Linked DNA regions of Homo sapiens: region 1 is linked to region 2. Evidence: chromatin contacts called from ENCODE Hi-C data. All regions are on one chromosome and are shown on one strand. Each heading gives the region's core, a stretch centred on a gene start or an enhancer-like site at or near the end of the contact. The rest is flanking DNA. Distances are from core to core; before and after follow the strand shown.

Region 1 (5,506 bases), core at 2,712-5,211, 1.2 Mb before region 2:
GATGCAAACTTGTCTGGTGCTCTTTGTTTTTGTTTTTGTTTTTCTAATTCTTATGGGTACGTAGTAGGTGTATATATTCTTTGTTTTGTTTTCAAGCAGCCCTGGAGAAGTGCCATAGAGAACGTAACAAGTGCTTTGTGTCTGACCCTATGACCTTGGGTTTGAAAAGGTGCTCTGGTGGAGAAACTGTCCATTAGGGAGCTGGTGGCCAACTTTTCAGAGGAAGTAAAAGAAAAAAAAAATGAATAATGTCCAAACCAAAAATCTCTTAAGATGGGAAAAACAAGGAAGCCAAATGACCTACTCCTTAGTCAATCATTCCCCTTCCCTTTCATCCACTTTGGCCCTTTTCTCCTTTTGCTTACTCCTACCGGGAACACTTATATATGTGCCATCAGATAAAAGATTAAAGATAATGTAACAGTCGAATGCCATTTAGAATCTATTTTTCTCCCCTTACTAAGGGATATACAGAAGAAAAAATATTATTTACTAGAACTGGATTTAGGAACAGAGAAACTGCAACCAATGCTTCTCTGGATAGGCCAGTCCTTCTCCTATGCAAATACACTATGGTGGTCCGTGAGACGAGGACCTCCATAGTGACCGTGTCCAGGATCCATGAACCCATCTTTGTGTGCTCCAACACTTAGCACTTTTCTCATCTTCTCCCACCTCCTAAACACAGGCAACACCACCTCACCTTTAGTTCTCTCTGCTCACCAGGTAGCTTACAGGTAACCAGAAGATTGTGGAAAAAAGAAAAAGAGGGAAAAGGGACAGACTTGAAGTAAAACAGAAAGTGGCAGTACTGCAGTTGTTTGACTTTGGCAACAGGGTGTTATGGGTGTGTGTGTGTGTGTGTGTGTGTGTGTGTGTGAAAAAGCACTGATGCATCAAAGATTTATTCACTGAACAGGTTGATTTATTTAACAGACTTGACATATGTCAAATTCTGCCATGTACTTACATAATTGTTACCAATTTATCAGAGCTGTTATTTAGGCAAATATTTGCTTTAAAAATATTTTCCTTTAAATGACTTTCTCTAGCTTACTGCACAATCAATCCGTGGTTCATTTAAATTATGTTATGTTAACAATAGCTATTTGGTGAAGGTCTCTCAAATCTAATCTTCCCGGAGCCATTTCATCTCTACTCAAACTCTATCCCTCTTTTTTCCTAGTAATAAATTTCTGGCTAAAATCACACCATAGGGAAAACTTTAAATATATGTACAATGTATTTTTATGTCATGGTATTTTACACTTACGATTTACAAAAAAAAGCAGTTTATCAGTATATTGTTAAAATCACAGATCTGAATGCTGTTAACCTTAAAAACTGTCTAAAAGGAAAAAAGCATGTGTTTTTGTATGAGTTTATGTCTGGGGGGGCCAGTTGGGACAGCCAGGTAGAGAATTCATCAGAATAAGAGAAAGTAAATAGAGAAATTTCAAGTCTTACAAATTTTGTTCAATCACCCTACCCCATGTGCACCAAAAAATTATATTTTTTTAACTAGCATGCATGCAATCTATCTAGATTTTCGGGGAGGTGAAATATTGGAAAGTATTTCTAAGAGACAAAAATGTCTAATCACTAGCCACCAGGGCTAGTTTCAGTTCCTCTATTGTAAATACGCTATTTGCAAAAACAAGAAGCTCATTTTTGACCTCCCAGGTTACGCAGTGTGGGGACTATGAAAGACATGGAGGAAGAAAGGGAAATACCACCACCACACAGTAAATTTTTGACCTAGTAAGCAAATACGTTTTTGTTGTTACTGCTGGGTAAAATGTATGTCTTCCAGAAATTAGACACTGTAATAAAAATGTACCAGCCCAAATTTAAATTGCTCACTAGACAGATGGTTAATTATATTCACAGCCACATATTTCACTGGGATAGAGTTTCAGACACTCAGCCAGTTTTATTTGATTAGCCGGTTTCCCAGTTAATATGTAAAATGACAGTTACTTAGGACTTTTTTGTTCCCTTCTAAAAATATTTTTTCAATAAGTGTAAATTCTCCTCAGCCATAAGAACGTCACTGCTGTAAATAAAACGTTTGGTCATATGTTACCTCATGTGTAAAAGATGTAAGGGAGATTCACCCCTCCAAAACACAAATGGTCGTAAGGAGTTCAGAGAAGACCATTACAGCACCTTTTCTCACCAAGCAAAATATTCCAGGAACTCCTCCACCAAAAACAACCAAGGATATATTCAAATCCCGGGATTAAAGTGCTTTAGACATTTTTAAAAACAGCCCTGCCAGCCCTACAACACAAATCATGTCTTTTCAGATAACAGTCTAGAAAATGCAACATTAGAAAAAGGCCACATATCTAAATGTAGTGCTGTGCACAGCATTCAACAATATGCTGGGAGCCAAGATCCAGAAGCAAAATATGAGACCCACTTATTCCAAAATGCAACCAGAAGCTTGATAAAAATCAAGAGTGCTGTTGTCGAAATGGGGATGCCAATTTTTTTTTAACTTCGAAAAAGACAGAAAACCTTGCGCGGGTGATTCGGTCCCTCACGAATCAGACAGACAGAAGCAGTCATGCTGAAATCGCTGAATTCCTCAGCGGAACGGCGCCAACTCAGCAGCGCGGTTTCCACACTTTCCCGGAGCGGGACTCCGCTCCCCGCGCCGGCTCACGGCCTTCCCGCCCTACAGGGTGTACAAGACGCGAGCCGACGTGTGCTGCGGGGCGCGGCAGAGAGAAGCGCCAGAAGCCACACAGAAAAGCGTCAATTCGACCGCCACCGAGAGCGCGAAGGGGCCACAAGCCAATTTCCGCAAAGGAGATGAGCTGGGCGAGGCTCGGTCTGGCCTCCAACTTAAACCTGTCCGCAGCCTCGGCCGAGTGGCGCGTGTCCTGGGGGCGCTCTGTGGTCGCCACGGCCGCCCGGCTTCGCACCTTTGCGGCTTTGGTCCGAGCGCCCGGCCTCGGCCGCCGCGTGGGTTTTCCCGCTCTCGCCGAAGCGTGCCATGCCCATGCCCCATTCCCTGGCCAGGCTCTACCCTGCACCAGTCCGAAAGGAGGCGGCACTCTGCCGAGCTGCGTGCGTGTAAGCGCGGCGGCTCCGGTCCGCTCGCTTCCCCTCCCCCCGCAACCCCCTTCCTACGGCGCAAGCACAGAGGCCTTTCCTAGATTGCAGTGCCTGTCAGGGCGAGCCGGGATCTCTCGCCCTAGCGGCCTCGCTCCCTCATACACAGACACACACATTCGCATACAGACGTCCTCCGTTCCGTTTTCCCTTCCTTCTCGTCTAGCTCGACTTACCCCAGTTCATTCCACCCCCTGCGGCCGCCACCCCGAGCCAGCCGGGGAGCCGGCGAGAAGGCCAGGAAGCTGTATGGCAGCGCTCCTACTCACCTCACAGGCCGACTCCCGAGGCGCACGTCGCTGGCGGGCTCAGGCAGCAGGCGCTGTAGCTAGCGCGGTCGCAGTCAAGGCTGGGCTGTCGCCGTCGCCGCAGCTGTTCGAGCTGCCTTAGCCGCCACCGCCGCTGCTACTGCTGCCGCCGCCGCCGCCGCCTCTGCCTCAGCTCCATACGCTGGGCCCGCCAGGTGGACGCGCCTCTCTCCTCGCTCGCTCCCTCAGGCTCCGCCGCCGCCGCGCTAGATGGAGTCAGAGCTGTCGGGCTCTGGCCCTGAAACTCAGAGCCTCCGCGGCTGCCCGGCTGCTCCAAGGGTCCGTGCTTCGCTTACACTGTCGCTCGCCCCGGCTGGAGCTACCTAGCGAGCGGGCTGCGCGCTCGGCGCCTGGAGCCCGCTCTGTGCGGTGGCTGCGGCCGTCCGCGAGAGGGAGAGAGGAGGGCGGCTGCTACTGTCGCTATAGCTGTTAAAGCTATTGCTAAATGCTGCTACTGCCGCTAATGCTACTGCTGTGGCGGCGGTGGTGGCGGCGGCGGCTGCTGCTGCTGCTGCTGATGCTACTGGTTTTCCTTCCCAGGTTCTTCCCCTGCCTCGTCCCCCCTCCTCCCCCTTCCTCCTCCTCCTCCTACTCCTCCTCCTCCTTCTCTTCCTCCTCCCTCTTCTCCTCCCTCTGCCGCTTTTCTCAGAGCCTCTGCAGGCACTGCCTGGTCCCCTCTTCTCCCGGAGCTGTCTCTGCCCATTCAGAAAGGTGCCCAGAGTGGGGCCGCCTCTGCTGCCACCATCGCTGTTGCCCCTGCCATTGTTTCCTCCAACACGGCTGTTCTTGCTGGACGCCTTCCCCCCTCTACCCTTCTTCCCCACCACAGCTCTCCCTTTCCCTCCCGCTCTCCTTACCCTCTCTATGGTCCCTTCCTTATGTGCCCCCCCAACTCTGTCCGTCTGTCCTTCCCTCCCCTCGGGCGCCCGGGAGCGCGCACTGCGCGGCCACCTGTCATAAAGGGCGCGCACCCCCCTTCCCCATTCCCACCCCGCCCCCCACTCGCGTTCCTGCTGCCCTTCCAGTCCACTACGCCAGTGGTGCGTTCTTCCCCTGGCAGACACGCAACCGGACACCACTCTCCCATGCCTTTTAGGGCAGTTGTGTGTGCGGAGAGGGGCACTCTGAAGTTTGGGGAAGAATATTTGAATGGTTTCATCCACCAAGCATCTAACCATTCAACCTTTACCTACTCTTAACTTAAGGGCCTGGGCCCCCAGGAAGGTGGGTCCTTTTTGAAGGGTTGGATGAAGGCAGACAATTGGGGAGTGACGTTTGGGGAATAAAGGAAAGAAGGGAAGCTGAATATGGCCAGGAAGGAAAACAGATCTGCCTGATGGCTGTCATTGAAAAATCTCTTAGGTGGTCATTTTCCTTCAGACGTCCTGGGAACTCAACAGGAAACAGCAAAACGATTGGAGAGCAACTCAGGAGGGACCATTTAGTACTTCTGGAGTCCTGGGTGCAAGGTTGAGGCCTGAGCCTCGGGAGATTTGTCACCACTAGGAGCCAAGGCAAGAGATGAAAAGGTTGGTACTAGAACAGAAGGGGTAAAAGTAGCTACTTTGTGTGCACTTGCTCCAACATCATTGCCAAAGCACAGCTTCTCCAGTCAGGCAGGGCCTCATTTCAGATTTCTTTGCTGCCACAGCTACAGCGTCATTTTGCTACGAGGGCTCAGGCTTTGAGATCTGATGTGTGCAACTTCTCACCATCACCTGTCACACAATCCCTCCCCAGAAACAGTGCAGAGGCGGGGGTATATTTTCTTTTCCCTGGCAAAGTACAGGAGATAAATGTTCCAGATATCCCATTGACAATAAGGTCTGGGTCACTTTACCAAGTTTGAGGCGCTCTACCATGGGTCTTTCATTCCTGGACAATAAACTGTCTGTATGGCTTTTACAACTCCCCATCTCTGTGCCTTTGTTTCTGTCATCCCACTTGCTTGAAACACTCTTGTTATTTCTCCCTCTCATTTTATATCTATGAAACTCATCCATAAATAATAGCTCATCCTGAAATAATTATACTTATTGGGTCCTTACTATGTGCCAGACACTGTGCTAAGCAAT
Region 2 (6,058 bases), core at 2,996-5,495:
CTAACTTTCTGGGAATGCAGCCCAGCAAGCCTCAGCTTCATTTTCCTAGCCCTCACTCGGAATGGAGTCGCTCTGGTTCAAACGCCTCTGACAATATCACCCCGTTTTATTTTCTATCACTTACCACTATCTGAAATTAAGTAGATAATTTGTTTACTCTCTGTCCCCACCCACTAGAATGAGAACGCGGCCCTTGCATCCTTACGTGTGTCTGGCATATAAGGGGTGCTCAATGATTATTTGTTTCATGGATGAACAGATTTATGGATGGCTGGGTGGATGACGATCTTAGAAGGGGTTCCAGGGCTAGCTGGCTTTCTGTTTCTCCCACTCAAGCACCCAAGCCCTGACCCACAAAGTAAAGGAACAGGCGAAACTTCTCGCCAAATAGCTTCAAGGCAGAAACTACGCAGCTGGCTTGGGAATTCCGTACAACGCGAACGCGCATGCACAGGCAGGACTGAGCGTGTCCATCTTCGCATTACTCCCGGAGATGACTCTCGGAAACGGTCCGAGGACTAACGTCTTTCTCTTCCTCGCCCTCATTCCTCCCAGTAACGTCCGCTACAAAAGAAACCGTGCACAAAATAAACTCGGGCGGCGGGTAGAAAGGAGACAGCCGAATTCCCTACACCCATGATCAACACGCCCACACCTCCCATCAGGCACGGCGCTCCCGCCTCCCCGAAGAGGCGGTGGAACGTGGTGGTGGGGGGGGTGCTGGGGGAGGGCTGGCGGGGGGAGGGCCGGGGGAAGGAGCGGGGCGGGAACGTCCTTCTGCTACTGCTATGGCTTCCGGGGCAGCACTTCGGCAGACCGCCCGCCTCCCAGTTGCAAATCGACTTCCGGGGCACCCCCACCGGCTGCCCGGTGGGTTCTCTGCTCGAACTTCTGGCGCTTTTCCCTTCCCGTTTATCTTGTTCAGGTCCCTCAGTGGACTGCTCCAGATCTAAAGAGCAGAAATTGGGCCGCAAAGAGAACGTCCTCCCAGACTTTCTCCGTCGCGGTGAAATTATGCCCGTTTGGTGGCAGTATGTATTCACAGATGCGTGCAGCTCTGCTCTTACCCCGCCCTTCGCGTTTAGAAAAAAAGCGCCGTTCCTCAGAGTCAAAACAAAGTTTCTTTCCGCTGTAGAGGCACAGCTTTTAGGGTGGCCTACTAACTCCCGCTTTTTCTTTTCTGAAATCTCTGTGCCAATCTGATGGACAGAAGAGCGACAAAAAATATTTTTAACGTGAGATTCTTTGTTGACTAGCCTGCTTGTAAACTTTCTGACATATGCCTTTTTTTTTTTTTTTTTTTCCATAGGGCTGTGAACCCCTGATATCTGAGAGGTGTCTCAGTCAATTTAGAAAGTTTATTTTGCCAACGTTAAGGACGCGCCCATGACAGCCTGAGGAGGTCCTGACGACACGTGCCCAAGGTGGTCAGGGCACAGCCTGCTTCCATACATTTTAGGGAGACATGAAACATCAATATGTAAGATGTATACTGGTTCGGTCTCTAAAGGTGGGACAACTTGAATTGGTGAGGTGACTAGGAAGGTCATAGGTAGATAAAGACACACTGGTTGCATTCGAGTTTCTGATTAGCTTTCCATATTTTTTAAATTGAAAAATACCCAGTTAATGTCATAACTTATCTTACTATAACTTCAGAATCTAAATTATAACAAGTTTTGTCTAAAAGCATTTATCTCATTACATTTACCTACTTTTTCTAATAGTTTACCTAGATTATTTATGAAACTGCGATAGTCATTTTATTTCCTTTTCAACCATTTTATAGCCTGTGAATTTCAGGTGTTTACCTAAGTAAAAGCCTTAAGATTAAATATATGGTTATTTTACTGAATAATTGGATATTTAGCGATTTTCATTAATCCAATATTAATTTTTTTATCAAAAATTATACAAGCAAAAATTCTGTTTTTGCCGGATTTATAGTTTTGTAACCCGCATGCCAAATTTTTTTTTTAATTATTAAAGGTTCAGGGTACATGTGCACAATGTGCAGGTTAGTTACATATGTGTATACATGTGCCATGCTGGTGTGCTGCACCCATTAACTCGTCATTTAGCATTAGGTATATCTCCTAATGCTGTCCCTCCCCCCTCCCCCCTTCCCCCACCCCACAACAGTCCCCAGAGTGTGATGTTCCCCTTCCTGTGTCCATGTGTTCTCATTGTTCAATTCCCATCTATGAGTGAGAACATGCGGTGTTTGGTTTTTTGTCCTTGCGATAGTTTACTGAGAATGATGATTTCCAATTTCATCCATGTCCCTACAAAGGACATGAACTCATCATTTTTTATGGTTGCATGGTATTCCATGGTGTATATGTGCCACATTTTGATAAGTATGAAATTGCTTGATTAATAAATGCAAAAATGTATGCTGGCAATTTTTAAGAAATTTCTGTTATTAGTTTACCAATAATTTTTAAGCAAGCATATGACAGATTTTACTTAAGTCATATAAAGATGAAAAGCATTTGGGCTAATTAATTTATGAGTACTTGTTAAGCCAGTGTGGTACCTTGTGGCCCAAAACACAACAAAATACGTGTACATACATATAAACACACACATACACACTTACACAGCTGTTCCCGGTCCAAACTGAGGGTCAGCCTACTTATTCCTGCTACCCGGTAATGAGATGCAGATGAACTGGGAAAGAAGAGAGTTTATATAAGCTCAGAAAACTTTGTAATTTTTACTTGGTCTGCCAATATTTTCGAGGCCTTCTCCCTGTGGAGAGACTGTCGTCAGACCAACTCAAAATTACAAAGTTTTCCAAAGCTTATATACCTTTTAAGCTATATGTTTACATATAACTTTGCATTCATCTAAAGACATAAGTTATTAACTTCTTTTAATCTACAACTAAGTTCTCAGTTTTGAAGACCTTCCTCTGGAGCCTCAGTAAATTTACTTAATCTAGATGGGTCCAGGTGCTTGGGGTGATTACCCTTATCTTGTCTGCTGTAAATCCATAGAGGTTTTAGAAGTTCCTTTAGACCACCAGTAAAACTTGTTTGTGGAGGTCTGGGGAGTTTCTTCAGACCTCCAATAAAAACTTGTTTAATCCCAAAGGGGTCCTGTTAAGAATTCCTTTATCTTGTCATGCTTCAAGGCCCAGGAGGACATAGGCAAAATTCTTGGTGGGCTTTTGTTAAATCCCAGCCTTTGTATAAGGGCACTGGCTCTTTCAGCTTTTAATATTTAACCAGTCAGTGCTGAAACAGTTGTTAAGGAGGCCTCCCTGTTCAGCTGTGAGACCTGCCCTGCCACACAACCAAAAATCCTATAGCTTTTACTTCAGAACTCTAGTCATGAGATATTAATACAAACTCATTGGTTTACAAAAACAATAACAAAATGAAATGGATGGATGCAAATGGTGGATTTTATCTCAGTAGAAATGTAACAGCAGACTTAATGCAGGCAAAAAAGAAAGCAGAGCCATACACAGAGAACTTAGGAACTTTATACTCACAGGTGGACCTTTGCGATCTGAATTTTCCTTGCCGTAATTGTGCAGAAAAGGACCACAGTATGTCAATTTTACACAAACATTCGCAAGAAGAGGCGCCATAAAACCAACAGAGTGCCTGAAAGGAGGTCATTCCTGTTTTTCCTCTTTCTTAGATTTATTTTTTGAAGGAAGGAACTTAGCTGTGGCCTAAGGTTTCAGTGGAGTGGGTCCAAGTATCCGGGTTGTGGGCAGGACTCCACAGTGTGTCACCACAGAGTAATTTCCACCTTATGTGTCTCATTTTCTCTCTCTGGAGGTCTAGCACCTATGGGAGGGTCAAAGCAAAGTGATCAGCTCTAATAGGCATTTCCTGGATGAGCTTTTTAAAACTATTTTGTTGTAGGTTCCCTGTAGGGCTGCTGGTTGTCACGGGGGTCAACACCCCCAGACACTCCCACTGGGCTCCAAGTCACCCAGGGGTGCCTTTCTGCTGGGAAGAGCAAAATGCCCTTTCCCTTTGGAGGTCAGGAAACAGTCTCTCATGTATCTATGAAAACAACAGTACAGCTCTTCACGCAGATGCACACACAAAACAACAAGATTAATTTGGGGAGGAAAAGCAATGGAGAAGACACTGTAGAATGCATCTCCAAATTAGAATTCGGATCCTAAACAATAACTTCCTAAGAGGGGAAAAAAGAGAGGGGCAGCTATGACCATTTCCTGTAAACTGTCTTCAGCCACTTGTAATTTTGTAGCTCTCATCTACCATTACACACGCCAAGGTCAAATCCTCTCACAGCACAAGATCCTTCCCCGACCGAACCACTTTACATCTTACATAAAATGATTGATGTTTCATGTCTCACTAAAATGTATGGAAGCAGGCTGTGCCCTGACCACCTTGGGCACGTGTCGTCAGGACCTCCTGAGGCTGTCATGGGCGGGTCCTTAACGTTGGCAAAATAAACTTTCTAAATTGACTGAGACACCTCTCAGATATCAGGGGTTCACAGCCCTATGGAAAAAAAAAAAAAAAAAAAGGCATATGTCAGAAAGTTTACAAGCAGGCTAGTCAACAAAGAATCTCACGTTAAAAATATTTTTTGTCGCTCTTCTGTCCATCAGATTGGCACAGAGATTTCAGAAAAGAAAAAGCGGGAGTTAGTAGGCCACCCTAAAAGCTGTGCCTCTACAGCGGAAAGAAACTTTGTTTTGACTCTGAGGAACGGCGCTTTTTTTCTAAACGCGAAGGGCGGGGTAAGAGCAGAGCTGCACGCATCTGTGAATACATACTGCCACCAAACGGGCATAATTTCACCGCGACGGAGAAAGTCTGGGAGGACGTTCTCTTTGCGGCCCAATTTCTGCTCTTTAGATCTGGAGCAGTCCACTGAGGGACCTGAACAAGATAAACGGGAAGGGAAAAGCGCCAGAAGTTCGAGCAGAGAACCCACCGGGCAGCCGGTGGGGGTGCCCCGGAAGTCGATTTGCAACTGGGAGGCGGGCGGTCTGCCGAAGTGCTGCCCCGGAAGCCATAGCAGTAGCAGAAGGACGTTCCCGCCCCGCTCCTTCCCCCGGCCCTCCCCCCGCCAGCCCTCCCCCAGCACCCCCCCCACCACCACGTTCCACCGCCTCTTCGGGGAGGCGGGAGCGCCGTGCCTGATGGGAGGTGTGGGCGTGTTGATCATGGGTGTAGGGAATTCGGCTGTCTCCTTTCTACCCGCCGCCCGAGTTTATTTTGTGCACGGTTTCTTTTGTAGCGGACGTTACTGGGAGGAATGAGGGCGAGGAAGAGAAAGACGTTAGTCCTCGGACCGTTTCCGAGAGTCATCTCCGGGAGTAATGCGAAGATGGACACGCTCAGTCCTGCCTGTGCATGCGCGTTCGCGTTGTACGGAATTCCCAAGCCAGCTGCGTAGTTTCTGCCTTGAAGCTATTTGGCGAGAAGTTTCGCCTGTTCCTTTACTTTGTGGGTCAGGGCTTGGGTGCTTGAGTGGGAGAAACAGAAAGCCAGCTAGCCCTGGAACCCCTTCTAAGATCGTCATCCACCCAGCCATCCATAAATCTGTTCATCCATGAAACAAATAATCATTGAGCACCCCTTATATGCCAGACACACGTAAGGATGCAAGGGCCGCGTTCTCATTCTAGTGGGTGGGGACAGAGAGTAAACAAATTATCTACTTAATTTCAGATAGTGGTAAGTGATAGAAAATAAAACGGGGTGATATTGTCAGAGGCGTTTGAACCAGAGCGACTCCATTCCGAGTGAGGGCTAGGAAAATGAAGCTGAGGCTTGCTGGGCTGCATTCCCAGAAAGTTAGGTATTCCCAGCCTCTAGATGTTTACGGTTAAGGGAACAAATTAATAACGTTTACTAAACAGACCCAGACTTGGGAGTGTCCAGATATTCCGATATCTGGAGAAGAAAGGCATTCCTAATTTTGCCTTAAAGATAACAACACTGATTCTTGCAAAACATAGTAATTAAGAAAATTAATCCTCTATCACAAACCCTTGTAGCAGAGCACATCTCCTCATATAACAAGCATTGTACCTAGGGTGGACGCATTC

The links. A loop is a pair of places that touch in the nucleus more often than their neighbours do. Pooled maps may share reads with other maps.
Region 1: a pooled map shows a loop between it and region 2 (8-fold over the local background). The contact joins the promoter of NEXMIF here to the enhancer-like site in region 2. A Hi-C loop is called at or near these places in 8 of 37 single-sample maps with no recorded cell type and 6 of 50 pooled maps.

What each region holds. Positions count from the first base shown.
Region 1 is chrX:74,921,491-74,926,996 of GRCh38, forward strand. It overlaps NEXMIF (neurite extension and migration factor), which reads right to left and starts at 3,962. Exons shown (of 4, transcript NM_001008537.3): 1 at 3,393-3,962. RefSeq lists an enhancer at 1,536-1,595 and a silencer at 2,841-3,000.
Region 2 is chrX:76,144,651-76,150,708 of GRCh38, forward strand. No RefSeq gene overlaps it. Among named protein-coding and RNA genes, the nearest start is that of PBDC1, 25 kb to the right of the region's middle. RefSeq lists enhancers at 654-1,473, 3,797-4,331. Within about 2 kb of position 4,246, at least 25 of the 41 ENCODE cell types and tissues checked have a DNase peak (open chromatin) inside an H3K27ac peak, as active enhancers do.